Linked DNA regions of Homo sapiens: region 2 is linked to region 1. Evidence: read pairs that join two places in POLR2A ChIA-PET (ENCODE). Cell type or tissue: A673. All regions are shown on one strand. Each heading gives the region's core, and the rest is flanking DNA. Links, peaks and the distances in the headings are about the cores only.

Region 1 (6,154 bases), core at 1,155-6,154:
CCGTTGCTCCTTGCATGTGGAAGAGAGATATCGTGCCTTACTTTCTTTCTTCTGCTTTCTGTTGGTTTAGGCTTGTTGTCCCTTTCTGTAAAAGGGGCAGAGGTGGCATCCATGACAATGAATGTGATCCAAACCGTGCCTAACTTGGACTGGCTCTCTGTGTGGATCAAAGCGTATGCTTTTGTGCACACTGGTGACAACTCAAGAGCAATCAGTACCATCTGGTGAGAGCCACAAAGTTAATTCAGTGTTCTTGAGGCCCTTTGCTTGTCTGGAAGTCTGATGTATCTGAAGTAGCAAAAAGAAAAATGAGATGCTTTGCTGTTGGTGCTGCAGCCAGTCTCTGGGATGTGTTAGTCTTTTATACTGAATGGTCCCAAATGTAATCATGTAATCATCTCTGTTGGAGACCTGTAAAAATAGAAATCTGACTGAGTTTAGCTCTGTGCCTGCACAGGTAGTAACCCTTGCAAAGCAAAGCAGGCTACCTTGGTGTGTCATTTTTTTTTTTTTTTTTGAGACAAGGTCGGTCTCTCTCTCTCTCTCTCTCTCTCTCTCTCTCTCTCTCTCTCTCTCTCTGTCTCTCTCTCTCTCTGTCTCTCTCTCTCTGTCTCTCTCTCTCTCTGCCTCTCTCTCTCTCTCTGTCTCTCTGTCTCTCTCTCTCTCTCTCTCTCTGTCTCTCTCTCTCTCTCTCTCTCTCTCTCTCTGTCTCTCTGTCTCTCTGTCTCTCTCTCTCTCTCTCTCTCTCCCAGGCTAGAGTGCAGTGGCGCAGTCACAGCTCAGTGTAGCCTTGACCTGTCAATCTCCCGGGCTCAAACCATCCTCCTGCTCAGCCTCCTGAGTATCTGGGACTACAGGCGCATGCCACCACACCCAGCTAATTTTTGTATGTTTTTGTAGAGATGGGATTTCACCATGTTGCCCAAGCTGGTCTTGAATTCCTGGGCTCAAGTGATTCTCCCACGTGGGCCTCCCAAAGTGCTGGGATTATAGACGTGAGCCACCATGCCTGGCCTTGGTGTATCATTCTTCAGCCTGGAAGAAAATCATTTTGCACTCACCAGAAGCTTGGTTTATTGCAGTGTCTAACCTAGCTTGCCTGCTTAGGACTAGGGATTTTCTTTATATTCAGATAAAGTTCAAGGACAAGAAGAGACTTGGGCTTGTGTTATGCAAAGTCGTTTACTTGAGTAATAAATAGGTGTCACTTGTGAATGACATTACCTTTAACACCATGTAGCGTATGTTGTGTTCTGAAGAACTGCAACCACAGAGTTATTTGTTGGTACTGAGAGACTTCTGCTTTATTCTTTGTTTTTGCTATCCTGTCCTATATAACTTTTTTTAAAGTCATAAGCTTAAAGTTTTTTATTACGAAGAATTTTATATTTATGCAAAAGAAAATAGTATCTGTATGACCAATCATCCAGATTCAGCAACTAAGAGGATTTATAATAGATTTAAAGGTTCAATGTTTAATAAATATCTTAAAGTTCACTAGAGAAAAAATCCTTATTGCGAGATAACGTGGACCTATTGGGAAGCTTGGCAGATCTGTACTTCAGAGCTGGAGACAATAAAAACTCTGTCCTCAAGTTTGAACAGGCACAGATGTTGGATCCTTATCTGATAAAAGGTAAGTAATTCTTGGGGCAGGAAGACAGTGGCTGTTGTTGGGGGGGATCAGAGATAATAGGGAGAATATGCAGCATTAATACTCGATACCAAGTTTCATAGAAATGGTGTATAAAACTTATACTAGTCTTTTACTTTTTTTAGGTCATGACACATGTCTCTAACGCTTAGGTAATACCATTTGAGCAGCTGTTTTTGCTTGAATTCAAGTGTCTTCTCCCCACAGATCATTATTTGGCTTTTTTTCTTTTGAGGGGGTCATAGCTCCTCCTTATGACTTATAAATTTATGGTGTGCCTGACTGAGAATTTGGATGGCATCCCTAAAACCATAATATCCTTTTAGGGAATTTTGTTTTGCCATGTCCTTAGTATAATTAAAAAGGAATAAGAAAGGGATAAGGTGATTAAAGGCAGTAATTAGGCGTGAACAACAGAAAAATCACTGATCTTGAAAAAGATTGCAGGTGAAGGGTAATCTTCACAGGGACCTCCAACAGATGGCAGTTAGGACACTGGCAGTGAGTTCTCAGGAATAGTGGGAAATAAGGTCAGATAGATATGCTGTCTATTTGTAAAGGTCCAAAAAAGGCCATCAGAAAAACAGGGCCTTGTGACAATAAACAGTCTTATGAGCTCTTAAGCCAGGGGAATGATGGAGCTGGGAAGGGGCCATCCCAAGCGTTTAGATGAGGAAGCAGATCTAGAAGGATGGATTTGTTTGCACAAGATCTCCCCTCACCTCAAGTGCTTATTCCTCTTCTCCAAGCTGCCTGCACCCATGATGAAAATGATGTTTTAGAAATACTAGTCTGGCAACAGCTGGCAGCTTGGAATGGCAATGGCAGCTTGGAATCTCAGACCCAGGCCCAGGGGCTAGCAGGAGCATTGCAGTAATCTTGGCTTGAGAGGAATTTTCATGGGAATCTGAAGGGATAGCAAGGGATGGAAGAGAATGGTGGCAAGAGATGGGTAACAGTGAGCATAGGTCCCTTTTTATAGAATGTGGGTGAGAATAAAGCGGGGGCTGCGGAGAGGCAGTGATTTTTTATTTGTTTGTTTGAGACGGAGTTTCACTCTTGTCGCCCAGGCAGGAGTGCAGTGGCACAATCTCTGCTCACTGCAACCTCCGCCTCCTGGTTAAAGTGACTCTCCCACCTCAGCCTCCCGAGTAGCTGGGATTATAGGCGCCCGCCACCACACCCAACTAATTTTTGTATTTTTTTAGAAGAGACGGGGGTTTCACCATGTTAGCCAGGCTGGTCTGCAACTCCTGACCTTAGGTAATCCACCCGCCTCAGTCTCCCTAAGTGTTGGGATTACAGGCCTGAGCCACTGCACCCAGCCCGAGGCAGTGATCTTTAATGAACTGCATTCTGGATAGAACTACAAGCTTTTTTCTGGAATAGGCCAACTTTTTCTGAGACTGATTGGCTTTTCAGCAGTGTATTTCTGATGGTCTAGAACTCTGGGAAGAGAGACCTTAGTTGATGCCTTTTTTGGGCCTTTTCTGGTTGGGTTAGGGTAGCTGTGTATCACACCACAGGATAGAAGGACAAGCACTTCCTGAAAATAGCAGGCTTTCAAATTGTGAGGTAGGTTGTTCTGCTCCTTTGGTTTTTTGTTTTTTTTGTTTTTTTTTGTTTTTTTTTTGTGAGACAGAGTCTCACAGGCTGGAGTGCAGTGGTGCAATCTCGGCTCACTGCAACCTCCACCTCCTGGTTTAAGCAATTTTCTGCCTCAGCCTCTTGAGTAGCTGGGATTACAGGTGTGTGCCACCACGCCTGGCTAGTTTTTGTATTTTTAGTAGAGATGGGGTTTCACTATCTTGGCCAGGCTGGTCTTGAATTTCCACCTCGGCCTCCCAAAGTGCTGGGATTATAGGCATGAGTCACCGTGCCCGGCCTCCTTTGGTTTTGGTTTTGGTTTTGTTGTTAGAGACAGGGTCTCACTCTGTCACTCAGGCGGGAGTGGCACAAACATAGCTCACTGCAGCCTTGACCTCCTGGGCTCAAGCAATCCTCCTGCCTTAGCCCCCTGAGTAGCTGGGACCACAGGCATGTGCCACTGTGCTTGGCTAATTTTTTTTTCTTTCTATTTTATTTTACTTTATTTTATTTTATGTTTTAGACATAGTCTTACTCTGTTGCCCAGGCTGGAGTGCAGTGGTGCAATCTCGGCTCACTGCAACATCCGCCCTCTGAGTTCAAGCAATTCTCCTGCCTCAGCCTCCCGAGTAGCTGGTATTACAGGCGCCTGCCACTGTGCCTGGCTAATTTTTTGTATTTTTAGTAGAGACGGGGTTTCACCATCTTGGCCAGGCTGGTCTTGAACTCCTGACCTCGTGATCCACCTGCCTCAGCCTCCCAAAGTGCTGGGATTACAGGCATGAGCCACCGCGCCTGGCCCTTCTTTTTTCTTTTTTTTTTCTTTTTTTTTTTTTTTTTTTTTTTGAGACGGAGTCTCGCTCTGTAGCCAAGGCTAGAGTGCAGTGGCACGATCTTGGCTCACTGCAACCTCCGCCTCCCTGATTCAAGCGATTCTCCTGCCTCAGCCTCCTGAGTAGCTGGGATTACAGGCACACGCCACCATGCCCAGCTAATTTTTGTATTTTTAGTAGAGATGGGGTTTCACCTGTTAGCCTAGTCTCGAACTCCTGACCTCGTGATCTGCCCTCCTTGGCCTCCCAAAGTGCTGGGTTTACAGGCATGAACCACTGCACCTGGCCACTTGGCTGATATTTTAAAATTTCTTTAGAGACAGGGTCTCACCATATTGCCCAGGCTGGTCTTGAACTCCTGGGCCCAGGTGATCCTCCTGCCTCTGCCACCCAGAGTGCCAGGATTACAGGTGTGAGCCACCACGCCCAGCTGGGTTTTGCATTTTCTTTTTTTGAGACAGAGTCTCAGTCTGTCACCCAGGCAGTGCAGTGGCGTGATCTCGGCTCACTGCAACCTCTGTCTCCCTGGTTCAAGTGATCCTCCTGCCTCAGCCTCCCAAGTAGCTGGGATTACAGGCGCGTGCCACTATGCCCGGCTAATTTTTTGTATTTTCAGTAGAGATGAGGTTTCACCGTGTTAGCCAGGATGGTCTCGATCTCCTGACCTCGTGATCCACCTGCCTCGGCTTCTTAAAGTGCTGGAATTACAGGTGTGAGCCACTGTGCCCAACCTGGGTTTTGCATTTTAATAGTCACTTTGTAGGAAACTGGAAATAGTAGTTGGAGGAGCCTGTGATGGTGGAAAGGGCTTAGCCCCTGCAGGAGCTGGGGCCTCAGCATGGGGTCTGATGTTGGGTGCTACTCCTGTATGTGGGACCCCTGCTTCTCTTCTTAAAACACCTCTTCTCACTATGTCCTTCTCTTCTAGGAATGGATGTATATGGCTACCTACTGGCACGAGAAGGGCGGCTAGAGGATGTTGAGAACCTTGGATGCCGCCTTTTCAATATCTCTGATCAGCATGCAGAACCGTGGGTGGTTTCTGGGTATGATTATGCATTCTCTTTTCTCCCCAGTTGTCAGTAGATTAAGAGATAATGGTTGCTCTTGAAGAGAATATAAATTGAAAGCACAGGTTTAAGAGGTAATCACCTGGACAGGCATGGTGGCTCATGCCTGTAATCTCAACACTTTGGGAGACTGAGACAGGTGGATTGCTTGAACCCAGGAGGCAGAGGTTGCAGTGAGCCAAGATCGTGCCACTGCACTCCAGGTGGGCGGCAGAGTGAGATTTTGTCTCAAAAATAAATAAATAAAAATAAAAAGAGGTAATTACTTGAGGCCAGAAATTTGAGACCAGCATGGGCAATGTAGCAAGACCCTGTCTCTATAAATATATATATATATATATATATATATATATATATTTTTTTTTTTTTTTTTTTTTAAAAGGATAATCAGCCCTGGATTCAAATAATAGTTTATGACTCTGGATGCATTATTTACCTATCTAGGTCTGTATTCTCATTTGGAAAATGGGCTAATAACCTCTCCTTCTAGGGTTAAGCATTAACTGAGTTGGTGAATGCATTGTGCTTAGTACTGAGCCATCAGTGATGGGGCCAGAAGATGCTCCTTTGTTTATTAACCTGGCTTTACAAATTCTCTGAATGCCTCTCTGCTAATAACTAATATCCAGATCATAGGTTCTTTTTCATAATTTTTCTCTTCCATATCAAGATTTCCCCTTAAAAATAAATAGTGGATTTTTTGGTTTGTTTTGCTTTTCTACTAATATCTTAGGTTAAAACTATAAGTGTGGTTTGGAATAAGGATTATGTTCAGGGCCTTCAATATGATTTTTGGATCAACTTTCTTTGTAGTCTTCTCTTGGATAACTTCTGGGGTTTTTGTGTTTTTTTTTTTTTTTTTTTCTCCAGCTGTCACAGCTTCTATAGCAAACGCTACTCCCGGGCCCTCTATTTAGGAGCCAAGGCCATTCAGCTGAACAGTAATAGTGTTCAAGCTCTGCTACTTAAGGGAGCAGCACTTAGGAACATGGGCAGAGTCCAAGAAGCAA
Region 2 (7,460 bases), core at 1,328-6,327, 180 kb before region 1:
GGCAGGAGTGCAATGGCGTGGTCTTGGCTCACTGCAGCCTCCACCTCCCGGGTTCAAGCGATTCTCCCTCAGCCTCCCTAGTAGCTGGGACTACAGGCACATGCCACCACACCCGGCTAATTTTTGTATTTTTAGTAGAGATGGGGTTTCACTATGTTGGCCAGGCTGTTCTTGAACTCCTGACCTCGTGATCCACCCACCTTGGCCTCCTAAACTTCTGAGATTACAGGTGTGAGGTGAGCCACTGCACCTAGCCACGTTGTTATCTTTCAAGGATGCTGTTATCTAGCAAGTTTTTTGACTTACCAAAATTAGTCTATGCTGTCATTTGAGGTAAATGCAAAAGGTTGGCTGGGCTGAATGAGGCAAACAAAAAGTGCTTCTGTTTTCATATCTGCTATGTTTGAATAGCAATTTGGGGCAAGAAAATAAGATTTAAGCTATTTCCATAAGAGCTAGAAAACTGTTTATGGCCTCTAGGTTGACCACTAATTGGTGATGGAACCATTAGTGTTTCTATGAAATTAGAAAGTCTAAATAAGGATGCCTTATGTATGCATTGTTCTTAGAAATCCATTTCTCTTGGTTTTGAAAGGCCATTTTGATCCTGTCATTTTTTTCTTATTACAATACACAATTCACCAAACAATCAATGGTCTTTGAATAACAAGGTTAGTATGTTTTGTGGATGCCTGAAGCTCTTTAGTATGAAACCCTATATAGGCTATGTTTTTTCCTGTACATTCATACACACCTGTGATAAAGTTTAATTTATAAATTAGGCACAGTTAGAGGTGAGCAGCAATAATTACTGTACAATTCTATACATGAGTATTTATAGATCATTTGACTTCGTGAAGTCAATTAATACTGTAGGGGCAACCCACCCCTACATCTGGGATTTTTTCCTTGTGTTGTCATTACAATCTATTAAACAGCTTCCAGGGGCATCAGAAACTGAAATGCTATCTTCTTCTGTTTGAAATGGTTCTAAAGCTGCTTTAATAATGGCCCAATCATTCCATACTGTAAGTGGAATGATATTACCCTTCCTACCTGCTTGTTTTAGTTCCTTACCAATTCTTTTCCAATCTTTTAGATCTAAAGTTCCTTGTTCTGGAAACCATGGGCAAAATTGTTCTATTATTTGAAATAGCTTGATTAGATTTTTTGTAGATACTTTAACTCCCCCTCTTTTTAAAAGAATTTTAATAAAGCTGAGATAAGAGGCATATTTACTTTTAATTTTACTTTTAGTTTGCCCCATTATCACCCTAGCTTCTTCCGAGTGCACAAGCTTACCGTAAGGCTGACTGTAGACGTCCTCGGGATCTCTCGTCGACTTGTCCTCAATGACCACGCTCGAGCGTACCTTCACCCTAGAGAAAAGCCCCACGTTGGGCGCCAGATGTAGGGGTGGGTTGCCCCTACACACCTGTGGGTGTTTCTCGTAAGGTGGGACGAGAGATTTGGAAAAGAAAAATACACAGAGACAAAGTATAGAGAAAGAAAGAAGGGGACCCGGGGAACCAGCGTTCAGCATATGGAGGATCCCGCCAGCCTCTGAGTTCCCTTAGTATTTATTGATTATCTGTGGGTGTTTCTCAAAGAGGGGGATGTGTCAGGGTCACAAGACAATTGTGGGGAGAGGGTCAGCAGACAAACACGTGAACAAAGGTCTTGGCATCATAGACAATGTAAAGGATTAAGTGCTGTGCTTTTAGATATGCATACACATAAACATCTCAGTGCTTTACAAAGCAGTATTGCTGCCCGCAGGTCCCACCTCCAGCCCTAAGGCGGTTTTTCCCTATCTCAGTAGATGGAGCATACAATCGGGTTTTATACCGAGACATTCCATTGCCCAGGGACAGGCAGGAGACAGATGCCTTCCTCTTGTCTCAACTGCAAGAGGCATTCCTTCCTCTTTTACTAATCCTCCTCAGCACAGACCCTTTACGGGTGTCGGGCTGGGGGACGGTCAGGTCTTTCCCTTCCCACGAGGCCATATTTCAGACTATCACATGGGGAGAAACCTTGGACAATACCTAGCTTTCCTAGGCAGAGGTCCCTGCGGCCTTCCGCAGTTTTTGTGTCCCTGGGTACTTGAGATTAGGGAGTGGTGATGACTCTTAAGGAGCATGCTGCCTTCAAGCATCTGTTTAACAAAGCACATCCTGCACCGCCCTTAATCCATTCAACTCTGAGTTGACACAGCACACGTTTCAGAGAGCATGGGGTTGGGGGTAAGGTTATAGATTAACAGAATCTCAAGGCAGAAGAATTTTTCTTAGTACATAACAAAATGGAGTCTCCCATGTCTACTTCTTTCTACACAGACACAGTAACAATCTGATCTCTCTTGCTTTTCCCCACAAATACTAATTTATAACCATCTTTGTTGTTGTTGTTGTTGTTCCAGGATCTTGTGCTTGGCCATCATCTTTTATTCTTTTATTAGGATTTCAGATTGAAAAGTGGTTGAGGTGTTTGTTAGTGGCTTTAAGAAAAACTTTGCCAACATTTTAGTTAGGTGTTTAAAACTAAAGTGAAAGGACAAGGGGCACTGTTTCCACTCTCTAAATCATTATTGAAACTTCACTGGAAATATACATGTGGCAGTGCAATAAGGACAAGAGATAAATTGGGAAGCCAGAAATGAAGGCTTTGTTTCAAAACTAGTTCATGCAGTAAATGTAATATTGTATGTGAAATGCAAAGTATAGCCCTATTTGTTTTGTTTTCTTTTCCTAAGTGAATGAAGACAGGATAGCCTTATTTGTTAGCCTTTGTTTATAAAGTTTCTTAAACTGGCTCTTTTTTTCCTGCAGTGTGACTTATAAGTCCCACAGTCTTGGATCCGAGAAAGGGACTCTAGAGAGACTGTGTCTTCCTGCCCCTCATTTCACAGATGAGGAAACTAAAGCTTAGAGAAACGATCTGACCAGTGTCTTAGGTCCAGTTAGTGGCAAAGAAAGTTGGGAGCAGTGTTATCTCCAGACTTTTCTTTAATGCTCTTTCCATCAGCTCAGCCCTCTCTTTCTCTTTTTTTATTTTTATTTATTTTTACTTTTTATTTTTTGAGACAGAGTCTCACTCTGTCGCCCAGGCTGGAGGGCAGTGGTGTGATCTCCGCTCACTTCAACCTCCGCCTCCTGGGTTCAAGCAATTCTCCTTCCTTAGCCTTCCGTGTAGCTGGGATTACAGGTGCCCGCCACCATGCCCGGCTAATTTTTGTATTTTTAGTAGAGATGGGGTTTCACCATGTTGGCCAGGCTGGTCTTGAACTCCAGACCTCAAGTGATCTGTCCACCTTGGCCACCCAAAGTGTTGGGATTACAGGCGTGAGCCACTGCACCTGGCTTTTTTTGAGGGGGGGGGGCGGGGACAGGGTCTTGCTGTGTTGCCCAGGCTGGAGTGCAGTAGCTATTCTCTACACAGGTGTAGTTGTAGTGCACTGCAGCCTCGACCTCCCGGACTGAAGCCATCCTTCTGCCTCAGCCTCTCAAGTAGTTGAGACTACAGGCTTGAGCCACCTTGCCTGGCAGCCTTCTCTTTGAATGGCCTGTTAGAGGAACATCTTGTAGCGAGTTCTGACCCAGGGAATGACACCTTGTGAAACGCTAGGATCCATTACTAGGTTCAATCCCTTTGGAGTTTTTGGCTGAAAGTTTGTATACCAGATATTGGTGTTCTAACTTTTCAGTGTGGTCAGCTGAATTCATTGTTTATTGGTTGCTTCCTATTAGTCCCTGACAGTTGTTTTAAAGACCAATGAACAAAACAGACTTCAACCCTGATGTTTCATAGTCCTGTGGGGAAGGCAAACATGCACAGGACTGGTGTGAAAGAATATGCATGAGGGCCAGGCGTGGTGGCTCACGCCTGTAATCCCAGCACTTTGGGAGGCCGAGGTGGGCGGATCACGAGGTCAGGAGATCGAGACCATCCTGGCTAACATGGTGAAACCCCATCTCTACTAAAAATACAAAAAATTAGCCGGGCGTGGTGGCAGGCGCCTGTAGTCCCAGCTACTCAGGAGGCTGAGGCAGGAGAATGACGTGAACCCGGGAGGCGGAGCTTGCAGTGAGCCGAGATCGCGGCACTGCACTCCAGCCTGGGTGACAGAGCAAGACTCCGTCTCAAAAAAAAAAAAAAAAACGCATGAGATTGTAGGGGCACAACGTCAGGCCTTAAGAGAAGGGTTTTTCAGTAAGCTGAGGCAAATGAGAAGAATGGGAATACTCCAGATTGAGGGCTCAGCAAAGGCAAAGTAGATCCCCAAAACTACAGCTGTTTCATGGCTGGTAGGGTCGGCATAGGGGTCAGTGTTGAGAATTGATGTTAGAAAATAGACTGAGACTAAATTATCATGTTAAGGAATTGGGTGGGTTTTTTGTTTGGTTTGGTTTGTTTTTTGGGGGGTGGGTGGGGAGGAAGCTGTAGAAAGAGGTCTTTGCTTTTGAAGAGGCAGCACATTCAAATGGTACAGAATTTAAAAGGTGTTCAGAATTCAAGAGTGCACAGTGAAGTCTCATCACCCTTGTCTCCAAGCTACAAAGTCCTCTCAAGAGGCAACCAGTACTAGTTTCTGTGTATCCTTCTAAAGAATATTTCACATATACAAGCAAATAAATACATATTACATGGAAGGTATTTGACTAGAGGAGTAACATGGACATTGCAGTGTTGTAAAAAACAAATCGATACAGAGGGTGTAATGGGAGAACAGGAGGCAAAAGACCAGTTACGAAGCTACTGAAATTGTCTGAGCTAGAAAGGGCTTTACCTAGGGCAGTGGGAAGTAGTTGAGCTTCAGACTCATGGTAGGCTTGGTGATAATTGGTCAGAGGATAAAAGAGAAAGAGGAGTGGAAATTGAGTTAGAGGTTTTGCACTTGGAAGATGCCTTAAGGGTTCTAAGCCTGGAAGTATGTATGGGTAGCTGGGCTGCCATTAATTAGGGTGGGAAATGCAAAAGGAAGGATCAAGTTTGGGAACAGAAAATGGGATTGCTTGGTACAAGAGGCATTTTACAGGCAGAACCATCAGGCTTGTGGAATGCTTCCATCCAGCTGGACCATTGATTCTCATTAGAATCGCCTGTGCTGAGAGGCCTAGGCCCACCCTGGCCACACCGATTCAGGGAGTAGGGCTGGGGTTCCATAGGTAATCTCATTGTGCAGCAAGGGTGGGGAATCATTGAGCCAGGTACTAGGCCAGCCAGTGGGGATGAAACAACGGTTAGCTGTGTGAGACTCAGCCCTTTGGAGGCTCACAATGTACAGGGGAAGAAAAGAGAAGGGAAGATCGCTATAAAGGCACTGGTATTATTGTAGTGACGAAGAAAATGGTTAGGCCCATGTATGTATTCCTCATAGTTTTAGGATTTCCCATGTAAAATGAGAAATCTTTGAGTTGGAATCCTGACACAGGAGGCAGCAGGCTCTGAAGTATTTGCTAAGTAAGGTTACTTCAGAGTCCTTCTGGGGAAAATATTCTTTTCAAAGTGCAGGTAAATCCTTTTTTCCTTGTTATTTTTGGAGACAAATATATGTTTATTAGTACTTGAAAATGTTACTATTGAATGTTTAATGGAATATTGAATGGTGGTGGATGTGTGACTGAAAGAGCTGAATGGACTACTTATCTTTTATGCATTATCTCTGAGTGGGCATTGTCTTTTGGTTGTGACCACAGACTAGTGTTTGTAGAGCTGGCAGCCTACAAACATGGGTCAAAGACTCTTTTTTTTCTGATTGCTGCAGTCTAGGCTGGTCTGTTTGCTGCTCGCCAGCCTTTCTTAGAGATAGGCATAACTCTAACTTGCTGAATGTTGGCTGTGAGCGGAGCACTGGTAGATGTTCTGAAGAGGTTATCCTCGTTCCTCACACCGGCCCTGTGAAATCGAGGATACGACTCCATTCACAGGTGAAGCTACTGAAGCTCAGAGAGCTGCCCAAGGCCATGCTTAGCACATCTTGTTCTGGGGCTGGAGTTTGAACCCAGATCTGCCTCCAGAGCCTGTGTCCTTGCTCAGTATCCCACACTGCCTTTCCAGTTAGAAAAGATCATTTTAGATTTTCTTTTAGGGAGGTGATTTTGGCTGATTGTGACTTCTACTTAGTTATTAGCTATTGCTTTTGTTTTAATTAAGGGGTTTTGCTTAACTGTTAACTATTAGTTAAAACAAAAACTTAACAAGCCTTGTTGAGTTTGGTAGCCTCAGGCCAGCCTTTCCTTCCAGGGACTCCTAAATGCCGTAAGCTCTGCACTGCATTGTTTGCGCTGATTAATGGTGAGAGGTTCCTGGCATGAATGTAATAGACATTTACCTGGAGGTCAAGTTTCCCTGCTCTTGGAACCCTCACCTGCTATGACTTGTACTTTATTCATGTAAGTCAGAATCCTAGGGAATTGCTCAAAATGCCTGTCTTGTCAGCCTCCTCTCCTACAACTCATTTTCTTTCATCCTTCAAGGCTCATTTCAGACACTTCTTCATTAATCCTTTTGATTCCTTCAGCTATGCATAATCTGACCTTCTTTGCTTTTGTTTTTATTGGTGCATATTTTACTTTATTATAGTCATATATCTTGAATCTCCCTAAACTGTCCTCCCCAACCAAAATCATCACTTCATTTTAAGTTCCCATATGCAGGAAATATTTTATTACATATAAATCTTTAGCTCCCTTTCACCATAGTGTCTTGCATACAGTAAATGTCCAATAGAATGTTTTGAATAGTTTTAATATTAAATGTGAGTATAGAATGTGGTTTTTACCTGATTTACATAAATAGTTCTTGTCATCCTTCCCATGAAAGTAACATTACTCATTGCTAAAAAATTGGAAAGTATGGGCCAGGCACGGTGGCTCACGCCTGTAATCCCAGCACTTTGGGAGGCCAAGGCGGGATGGATCACAAGGTCAGGAGTTCAAGACCAGCCTGGCCAAGATGGTGAAACCCCGTCTCTACTAAAAATACAAAACTTATCCCAGCATGGTGGTGGGCGCCTGTAATCCCAGCTACTCAGGAGGCTGAGGCAGAGAATCGCTTGAACCTGGGAGGCGGAGGTTGCAGTGAGCCAAGTTCATGCCACTGCACTCCAGCCTGGGCGACAGAGCGAGACTCCGTCTGAAAAACGAAACAAAACAAAAAAAGTATGAAAAAGAAAAAAAAAGTACTCATTGTCCTACTACTCAAAGATCATTACTTAGTTGAACAATGTATAGAGTAAAAAATATAGGCCAGGCGTGGTGGGTAATCCCAGCACTTTGGGAGGCTGAGGCGGGTGGATCACCTCAGGTCAGAAGTTTGAGACCAGCCTGGCTGACATGGTGAAACCCCGTCTCTACTAAAAATTCAAAAAATGAACCGGGCATGGTGACGGGTGCCTGTAATCCCAGCTACTCAGGAGGCCGAGGCAGGAGAGTCTCCTAAACCCAGGAGGTGGAGGT

Evidence for each region. ChIA-PET counts read pairs that join two places held together with the same protein. Peaks named below come from ENCODE experiments on the same cell type or tissue, not always from the same donor. Only the 100,000 strongest peaks of a DNase experiment are listed, where the experiment ranks them.
Region 2: POLR2A ChIA-PET joins it to region 1 with 15 read pairs; 4 of 35 experiments call an interaction of 5 or more read pairs at or near these places.

Annotation. Positions count from the first base shown.
Region 1 is chr12:110,381,809-110,387,962 of GRCh38, reverse strand. It overlaps ANAPC7 (anaphase promoting complex subunit 7), which reads left to right. Exons shown (of 11, transcript NM_016238.3): 5 at 71-224; 6 at 1,494-1,636; 7 at 5,003-5,120; 8 at 6,015-6,154. Among named protein-coding and RNA genes, the nearest start is that of ANAPC7, 19 kb to the left of the region's middle. RefSeq lists an enhancer at 3,163-3,222. In A673, for the core only: no CTCF peak of the experiment used is centred there; a DNase peak (open chromatin) is centred at 3,532; H3K27ac peaks cover 1,233 bases.
Region 2 is chr12:110,564,955-110,572,414 of GRCh38, reverse strand. All of the region lies in intron 1 of PPTC7 (protein phosphatase targeting COQ7), which reads left to right. Among named protein-coding and RNA genes, the nearest start is that of PPTC7, 15 kb to the left of the region's middle. In A673, for the core only: no CTCF peak of the experiment used is centred there; no DNase peak of the experiment used is centred there; H3K27ac peaks cover 1,106 bases.